Linked DNA regions of Homo sapiens: all the other regions are linked to region 3. A link is a contact called in ENCODE Hi-C or POLR2A ChIA-PET data. All regions are on one chromosome and are shown on one strand. Each heading gives the region's core, a stretch centred on a gene start or an enhancer-like site at or near the end of the contact. The rest is flanking DNA. Distances are from core to core; before and after follow the strand shown. Region 1 holds the start of KDM4A (lysine demethylase 4A). Region 2 holds the start of EIF2B3 (eukaryotic translation initiation factor 2B subunit gamma). Region 3 holds the start of DMAP1 (DNA methyltransferase 1 associated protein 1).

Region 1 (2,700 bases), core at 64-2,563, 560 kb after region 3:
AGGCTTCCTATCAAAAATAAGGCGTGTTTCTAAACAGGCGCTTTTCATGAACCTGGCAGAAACTTTGCATGGCAGGTATACTGTTCTCCCTGTTTTACATACCAGGAAATTTGCCCACAGCCCACTCTTAAGTGCACCTTCCACTGCTCTATACTGCTTACATACTCATCTCCACCTGGACTAAGTCCTCTGCAAGGGCAGCTCCAAGTGTGGAGAAACCCGAAGTTTATTTAATTTTGAAGACCCTCTTAAAAAGAAAAATGAATCCAAAATATCTTACTTTTGCACATTTTATAAAAACATACAATCATGTGAATACAATGTTGGGGCCCTTCCCCGGGCCTTCAAAGGGGCCCTAATGGGCTTCATCAGCCTCTGCCCCTATTCATCTTTGTATGCCTAGAACAATGCATGGCACAGAGTAGGCAATCGGTAACTGTTGAAAAACTGATTTCCTCACCCTCACCTCAATTGTTCATCCCTTCTTCAACCCTAGGATTCCCTTCCCCCAAATCTGTTCCCTGGGGAAAGCTCCCGTTTCATGACACCTTCCCTCCCAATCAGTAACAAAGCCTAGAGATTCAAGAACACCGGCTCCGAAGTCAAAACTCTGAATACAGATCCGGTCTCTGCCGTTTATTAGCTATGTGACCTTGGCTGTGTGAGCTGACTTGAGTCTCAGTTTCTCCACCTGTAAAATGGGGATCCCAACCCCCTGCCCTGCAGGGTCGCTGTGATTAGCTCAGATGATGCAAGCGAAGCACTAAGCACTAGGCCCGGTACTTACCCACTCAATAAAGCTAGCTGTTGCTAACAACCCCCTCGGACTCCCGCACCCTTCCCTCGCAGCCGCTCCCGCGAGCATCACTCCAAAGGCAGCGCACCCTGCTCCCCACCGTCCCCGAACCTCACCGCGCACAGGTTCGGCCCCTCCCGGCCCCGCCGCCTTGGCGAGTGAAGCTCGGCCGCAGGAAGAAGAAAATAAGGCCCAGATGACCCGCCCCCCTCTCCCGAGGTCCATTGGCCTTGAAGATTGGAAAGGACCAATCTCAGAACCCATTCTGGAAGCTCCTTCTCCTATTGGCCGAGAAACATGCCGATCACTCACCGCTGGAAGACCCACCCCCACCGCCCCTCCCCCACCAAAACTCACGGTCACTGCTACAGCGGCAATGATCCTCGAGAATTCCAAAACCCTATAGTTCTCACCTACAGCCCAAAGCCCCGCCAGGGCTTAGGCTCAGCTCCTGCTGTCGCCACTGGCCGATCCTACTGCTTTTCCAGCAGGCGAAGGCCGAAACTCCGCCTCCTCTAAAGTCGGCATCTGCGCAGCCGTACAGAGTCAACCAATTCAAGGGTGGCTGCAAGCCATACACCAGCCAATGAGCACGCGCCGCAGCCACCTCCCAGTCCCGACCTCAGTGTGCTCAGCCTATGAGCGCCGGCTCGGGCTGTTGCCGGGAGGAAACGCTGTACCACTAGGGACCGCGGCCAGTGAGCCTCTAGCTGGATCGCGAAGCTGGCCAATCATAGGCGGGCTCCTGGTCACCCATAACTAATCAGGGTTGAAAGAAGCTAGTACCTGGAAGTGGGCCGGTCCGGTAGATGGGTAAGGGCGGTGAGGTTACTATAGGATGTCGCTAACGAAAGGATAGGCCAAAGTTTTCTTGGGATGAGTATCCTCTTTGCCTAACGTGGAAATGTGTCGGGGCCCTTAGGGGCAGCTTCCGAGCTCAGGGAGTGCTGAAAAGATGACCGTCTTGTCCCGGTTTGTCCTGGGTGTCTCGGTTTTCAAAACAAAATCCCGTGGCCTTGGAAACCCCTCATTCGCTGTCAAGCCTGAACAGGGAAGGGAAGCTGCCCTGAGGGTCATTAGGACAGACCATGAGGGAGGCTCTCCTTAGGGTCATTAAAAAGCAATTCCTGGCCGGGCGTGGTCCCTCACGCCTGTAATCCCAGCACTTTGGGAGGCCGAGGCGGGCGGGTCACCTGAAGTCGGCAGTTTGAGACCGCCTGACCAACATGGAGAAACCCCGTCTCTACTCAAAAAAAAAATACAAAATTAGCCGGGCGTGGTGTTGCATGCCTGTAGTCCCAGCTACTCCGGAGGTTGAGGCAGGAGAATCGCTTGAACCCGGGAGGCGGAGGTTGCGGTGGGCCGAGATCGCGCCATTGCACTCCAACCTGGGCAACAAGAGTGAAACTCCGTCTAAAAAAAAAAAAAAAAAAAAAAAAGCAGTTCCTCAGTGAGCGGGGATTTGGGGGATCATTAGGAGCAGCTCTTGGGGCGGAGAGGGGGGCATCCTGGGAATCAGAAGAGGCACTTCTGGAGGGCGAGGGGGCTTCCTAGAAGTCATTAGGAGCGGTTCCTGAGGGGTAGTGAGTCGCCTTAAGGAATTCCCAGATTGTCAAGGGTAGTGGGGAAGGTCAAGTAGGAAAGTAAAATACCCACAACCAGAGTCATAAAAAAATATACAGAATTACCATGGATGAATAATGGGGTAGTGCCCTGGAAAGAGCTATATGGAGTCAGGCCTGTGTTCAAAACTAGTAACTTCTCTGAGCCTGGGAGTTCACATCAATAAAATGGAAAAAATAATGCCTTGCAAATTTTGTAAAGATGAGAGTTAATGAATGTTGGCAAAAAGAACATATTTCATAGAATGCTATGGACCAATCATGATTTATGCCTCAGGCTGG
Region 2 (2,700 bases), core at 32-2,531, 770 kb before region 3:
GAGCTCAGGCAATCTGCCTGCCTCGGCCTCCCAAAGTGCTAGGATTACAGACGTGAGCCACCACGCCCGGCCTGCTCGCAGTATCTTATCTTTGTGCTCTTGCTGCAGTTCCCTTTGGGTTCCATGTTTTCCTTGTTCCTTTCCATGCCTAACTGGATTGCTGAGTTAAGTTTATGATTATGAAATAAAAACTAAATTAAAAAAAAAAAACAGGGTCTCACTCTGTCGTCTAGGCAGGAGGAGTGCAGTGGCCCGATCATAGCTCACTGCAGCCTCGAACTCCTGGGCTCAAGCGATCCTCCCGTTTCAGCCTCCTGAGCAGCTGGGACTACAGGCACACACTACCATGCCCAGCTAATTTTTACTTTTGTAGAGACTGGAGGCTCTCTCGCACAGGCTGGTCTTGAACGCCCGGTTTCAAGCAATCCTCCCACCTCGGCTTCCCAAATTGCGGAGATTACAGGCATGAGCCACCATGCCCAGCCGCCCCCAGTTTTGATGGCTAAAGTTAACGTGAGTGGCCCTGTTACAAATAGGAAGTCCCGGGCCGGGCGCGGTGGCTCACGCCTGTAATCCCAGCACTTTGGGAGGCCGAGGCGGGCGGATCACGAGGTCAGGAGATCGAGACCATCCTGGCTAACACAGTGAAACCCCCGTCTCTACTAAAAATACAAAAAAATTAGCCGGGCATGGTGGCAGGCGCCTGTAGTCCCAGCTCCTCGGGAGGCTGAGGGAGGAAAATGGCGTGAACCCGGGAGGCCGAGCTTGCAGTGAGCCGAGATCGCGCCACTGCACTCCAGCCTGGGCGACGCAGAGCGAGACTCCGTCTCAAAAAAAACAAAAAACAAACAACAACAACAACAACAACAAAAACAAATAGGAAGTCCTGGCAACCCCTGCAGGGGCATTCGGTGATTTTTTTCACTAGCTAGCCAAAATTGCGGCTCCCAATGAGCTTTCTTTCACCGAATGTACTCGAAGCCAGGTCTTAGACTTACTCCCTGAGGAAAGAGGCTGAGTTGTTCCGTCTGGGTTCCCGGCACCCTGCACTGGGAGGAATACTCAAAAGGCGTTGGTAATGTGTTAATGGACAGAGGGACACACGTGTCGAATGCTCCTCGGTGGCCCCGCCCCCTCCGGCCCGCCTTCCCTCCTCTCCGCTGAGTGTGCTTCCCCTCCGTCATCCATCGCTCGGCGGTCTTCTCTTCTCCATGGGTCTGCTCTGCGCGTTCCATCGAGTTTCTCGGCCATCGCGCGCCTGCGCCATTGGGCTGTCAGTCAGAGGCGGCGTGGAGATCGCTGGGAGCGGTTGCGGCGTGCCGGGAGCTGAGTTATAGCTGTGACTTCTGCCCTGCCAGGCCGCACACAAGCTGGCTGACCCGGGTGAGCAGTGCGGTGGGGCCACTCATCTGAGGGAGGCGGGCATGTCGAACTGGGCCGAGGTGGACCCGAAGGGGTAGGAGAGGGTGCTGAGCCCCGAAGTTGTCAGCTCGACTCCCTGCTCGACCCGGTGTAGCTGTGTCCGAAGTAGAAGGGAGGTTGGGGATGAGAATCCGAGCCAACCACCTTATGCAACAGATGGAGGAACTAAGTTTCTAATCTCAGCTACTCGAGAGTCTGAGGCAGGAGAATCGTTTGAACCCAGGAGGTGGAGGTTGCAGTGAGCCTAATTCGCGCCACTGCACTCCAGCCTGGGCAACATAGTGAGACTCTCCGTTTCAAAAAAAAAAAAAAAAAGAAAAGAAAAGAAAGAAACGAAGTTTCGGGGAGGGTTCTGCTTAAAGTCACAGCGAGTGAGCGAGCACCAGACCGGTACCAGACGCCTTTAGCACTGTGCCTGCACTCTTTCAGCCTCAGCCCTTCATTCATTTGTTCAGCCTGCCTTTAGTTGTTTGGATGCAGGGCAGTGAAATATAGGGAGGAGCAGTGAGGTCTCTGCCTTCAGGCAGCACACGTGGAATGACAGACCAATTCTGATACAGTTTTCTTATCTATTTACAACTGGAAAAGGCATGAGTGCTATGATGCAGGCAAGTCTGAGATGCGGTGAACACCCTCTCCAAAGCTTGGGAGGCAGCGAGACTCGTTGCCATGATTCCCGTCAGCCATAGTCGTGGCAGTGACATGAGCATTTGACAGTCTGCCTGGTAGCATGATTAGTTATGTTCATGATTACTATTCATGCTTCCTAGGTTGCCTTTCTTCACCCAGGGCCTCCTTGAGAGCTGGAACCTCAGTTCCTAGTGACCTGGGTTCTAATGCCCTTATGCACATGTTTGAGTTTGACTCTTATACAGTTGTGAAGTTCACAGGTCCTCATTCCACTTTGATTTCTGGCATCTGACTGGGAATACAGTGATGATGCACACACAGTCCAAGAAAGTCACTCTTACACTCTTATGTAGACATTTAAGAGACATTAATGTTACACTTAAGTAGACATTTAAACACATACGTGCAATGAAACCCGTAAAGGCTAAGAGAATCTGCACATGGCAGAATGGAAGCACTTCGGGAAAAGGAGTCACTTCTGGAGGGGTGGGAACGGTTAGGAATGGCTTTGTAGGCAAGAGGATTCTTGAGCTGTCTTCAAAGTTTAATAGGTGATTACTAGACACAAGAGAAAGGCAGACTAGGAAGCAACAGTAGCAGTGCAGAGACCAGAATTATGAAGCAGCATGGCTCAATTAGTACGAAGGT
Region 3 (2,700 bases), core at 112-2,611:
GCTCCGTCCTTGCGGGCCGGGTTGGTGAATGGCATCCACTTCCAAGGCCGCACCTTCTTGGAGCCCAACTTGGCCTTCACTGTACGGTATCCCTGGCCAGTGTCACTGGGTAGCAGTGGGGGTGCATCCCTGGCAGGGAGGTTTAGGGAGATGCGAGGTTAGAATCAGAAGGTGTGTTAAAGAGCTTTTTGTCCCAGGGAGCTGATCTACCCTACCCTATAGCAAGAAAGTCATGTCCTGGAGCAAAAGACTTCAGGTCCTCCTGCATCCTGCTAAGCAAGCAGGAGCCCTTGCTGGGGAGGAGAAAATTGTTAGAGAAAACTAGGAGTTAGGGGCATGGCAGGTGAATCAGGGGCCAAAACCTGGGGGACTTGGGACTCCAATACTTGCTTCTTGTCAGAGTAGAGCAAGGCATAGACTTCCCGGTGCATGCCCTCGGGCCTCTTGAAAGTCAGTGTCTCAGAGGACTTCTTGGATTTTTTCTGAGGAAGGAAACCACAGAAAGGAACCACAACCTAGACCCTTTCCTGAAAATTCTTTAGTCCAGCTCAATCCCTGAACAAAGCAGCACCTACAGGGTCAATGACAGGCAAACTGACACACTGTAAAGGCACAGAAACCCACTCCCAGGAACACCATCCTACGCCCAAATCAGAGCAGTCCCCTCCCCATCCCACCAACTCTCAGACTGTTACAATGTCTTGATCTCTCCCCAACAATATCTTGCAAAAATCACACTTGCCTGGTCCTCTCAGCTCTTAGAGGTGTCATACCCTCTTGGTCCCACCATCTCCCACGATGTCCCATCTCCTCCCTCCCATCAAGGATGACACATATTCCCTGTCCTGTTATGTCACCCCTTTTATCGCCCAACTCACTGTAAGTGTAGCACCCATCCCTTGCCCGTTGTCACTCCTCCCCATCTTCACTCCCCTACCCTCCCCTAGTCAACGCTTTCAGGTGCCCCTGCTACCTTGTCCGGGTTGATAATGTCCTTCTTGCTGATGGTCCCAGAGGCTGCATCCCCTTCTGGACCCCCGAGTTCTAGAATGTCCCGTACATCCGCGCCCGTAGCCATCGCGCCTGAGAGATGGGGGAGCCACCGGAGGTCAAGGGTCAGTGCCTGAAGAAGGACCAGGCTCAGGTCAGGGGGCGGGGCCAATCCAGACCTAAGCGGAGGCGAGTTGAAGGGGCGGGCCAAGAGGAGAAGGGTGGTCCAGGTCAGGTCGGGGATCTGCCTGTGCCCCACCGCTTGGATGTTCCTAACGGCCCCTTCAGCCACCTGGGCCCTCGCACTTCCGCACCTGGGTCCGGCAGCTGCAGCCCCCACTACCACTCCCCCGTCCCCGCAAAGCCGCGGCAGAAACTTCCGGCGGTGCTCATTCGGAACGCGGCCGACAGAAACACTTCCGGTCGGTGTTGTAGGAAACGAAGCCGACTGGCAACCGAGGGTGAAAGCTACTGGCCGTGCTGAGCTTGCCACCCTTTGGTTCTCCCGCGAGCCTGTTTTCATTGGTGCACTGCCTGCTTTCTGGCATTTTCCCTCTACGATGCTCCGTTGCGTCTCAGGCAGTGAAGAGATACCAGAACTTTGTGACTTTGGGAAGTCACTTAATTTCTCTGGACCTTTTTCTTTATTTGCCGAATGGAAATTGTAATGGCACCTGTGTAAATGAAATACCAAGAATCCTTGTAAAACATTAGCACGGTGCGTGGGACATTTACTATTTTTTTATTAAATGAGTTAATGATTTGAATTGCCCCCTCTTCATTAAGTGCTAATATGTACTAGGCACTGTGCTAAGCTTGGAGGTGAAGAGATAAACTTCAAATTGTGATAAGCTTGAAGATGAAGAAATAAAGGCAGAGCTTCCTAGGGCGGCTGCCAAAATGGAGTAAGGTGTGGGCCCTCATTTGCACCTCCTCTGATGGAGATAGCTGTGGGTTGTGGCCTCGTGGGGATTTCCTGGAGGCCAGCTTCGTGGCACTTCACTAGTACAGGAGCTAGCTGCACTCTTTGGGCTACGAAGAAGCCCAAAACACAGCCCCAAGCAGGAACCAGCTTAGAAGTATCCCTCAAGGGAATAAACCTGGGGATCTTCCTGGAAAGAGAGAGACAGGAGGTCCTGAGGAAGGGCACAAGGGACAAGGAAAGCAGCTCCCAGCTTCAGCAGTCTGCAAACCAGCCTGTCAATTTGAAGGACACATAGCCTGTGGGATAGGGTGGGGCTTGTTAAGGCATTAAGAAGGCCAGACCCCAAGTCGAGACCTGCCAAAGATACCAGCAGGGACTAGAGGAGCAGACAGTTTGCGCAAGTTAGCTATAAGTGGTGTAGCCTGTTCTGGCCTGGAGAAGACAAGGGGATACAACAGCTGTAGCCACAAGCCTGACTAGTCCCCAAAACTTTGGAGAACTAGGCCTGGAGGTACAAACCTGTTCCTGGGTCTGATTCCTGGATGGATCCACTGAGCTCCAAACAGTTGCCGGAGGAAGTCACAGTCTTACAGCAGAAATTGTCCACAGGGTAAGGAAATGGTCCTTGGAGCCAGAAAGGGAGAGAGCAATTGGCTGCCTGAAACACTTGACCCTAGTTGTAGTTAATTAATTGTGTAATTACTTGTTTAATATATATCTCTAATAGACTCATTTCTGTGAAGACAGGGATCACAGTACATAAAGGAATGTATGTGCCAGGCACT

Evidence for each region. A loop is a pair of places that touch in the nucleus more often than their neighbours do. ChIA-PET counts read pairs that join two places held with the same protein, here RNA polymerase II (POLR2A). Pooled maps may share reads with other maps.
Region 1: a map of CD14-positive monocyte shows a loop between it and region 3 (5-fold over the local background). The contact joins the promoter of KDM4A here to the promoter of DMAP1 in region 3. A Hi-C loop is called at or near these places in 2 of 168 maps with a recorded cell type or tissue (CD14-positive monocyte and CD8-positive, alpha-beta T cell), 4 of 37 single-sample maps with no recorded cell type and 10 of 50 pooled maps. POLR2A ChIA-PET finds 5 or more read pairs at or near these places in 2 of 52 experiments (CD4-positive, alpha-beta T cell and activated T-cell).
Region 2: a loop to region 3 is called in a map of CD8-positive, alpha-beta T cell, with 9 times the contacts of the local background. The contact joins the promoter of EIF2B3 here to the promoter of DMAP1 in region 3. A Hi-C loop is called at or near these places in 1 of 168 maps with a recorded cell type or tissue (CD8-positive, alpha-beta T cell) and 4 of 50 pooled maps. POLR2A ChIA-PET finds 5 or more read pairs at or near these places in 1 of 52 experiments (OCI-LY7).

The regions. Positions count from the first base shown.
Region 1 is chr1:43,648,762-43,651,461 of GRCh38, reverse strand. KDM4A (lysine demethylase 4A) reads right to left here and starts at 1,313. Exons shown (of 22, transcript NM_014663.3): 1 at 1,210-1,313. RefSeq lists a silencer at 1,427-1,546.
Region 2 is chr1:44,985,176-44,987,875 of GRCh38, reverse strand. It overlaps EIF2B3 (eukaryotic translation initiation factor 2B subunit gamma), which reads left to right and starts at 1,281. Exons shown (of 12, transcript NM_020365.5): 1 at 1,281-1,383. RefSeq lists enhancers at 938-987, 698-1,279, 1,238-1,507 and a silencer at 1,058-1,147.
Region 3 is chr1:44,212,132-44,214,831 of GRCh38, reverse strand. It overlaps DMAP1 (DNA methyltransferase 1 associated protein 1), which reads right to left and starts at 1,361. Exons shown (of 10, transcript NM_019100.5): 1 at 974-1,361; 2 at 391-482; 3 at 1-129. The coding sequence starts at 1,078. RefSeq lists enhancers at 1-15, 16-517, 1,283-1,522, 1,261-1,555 and a silencer at 1,953-2,052.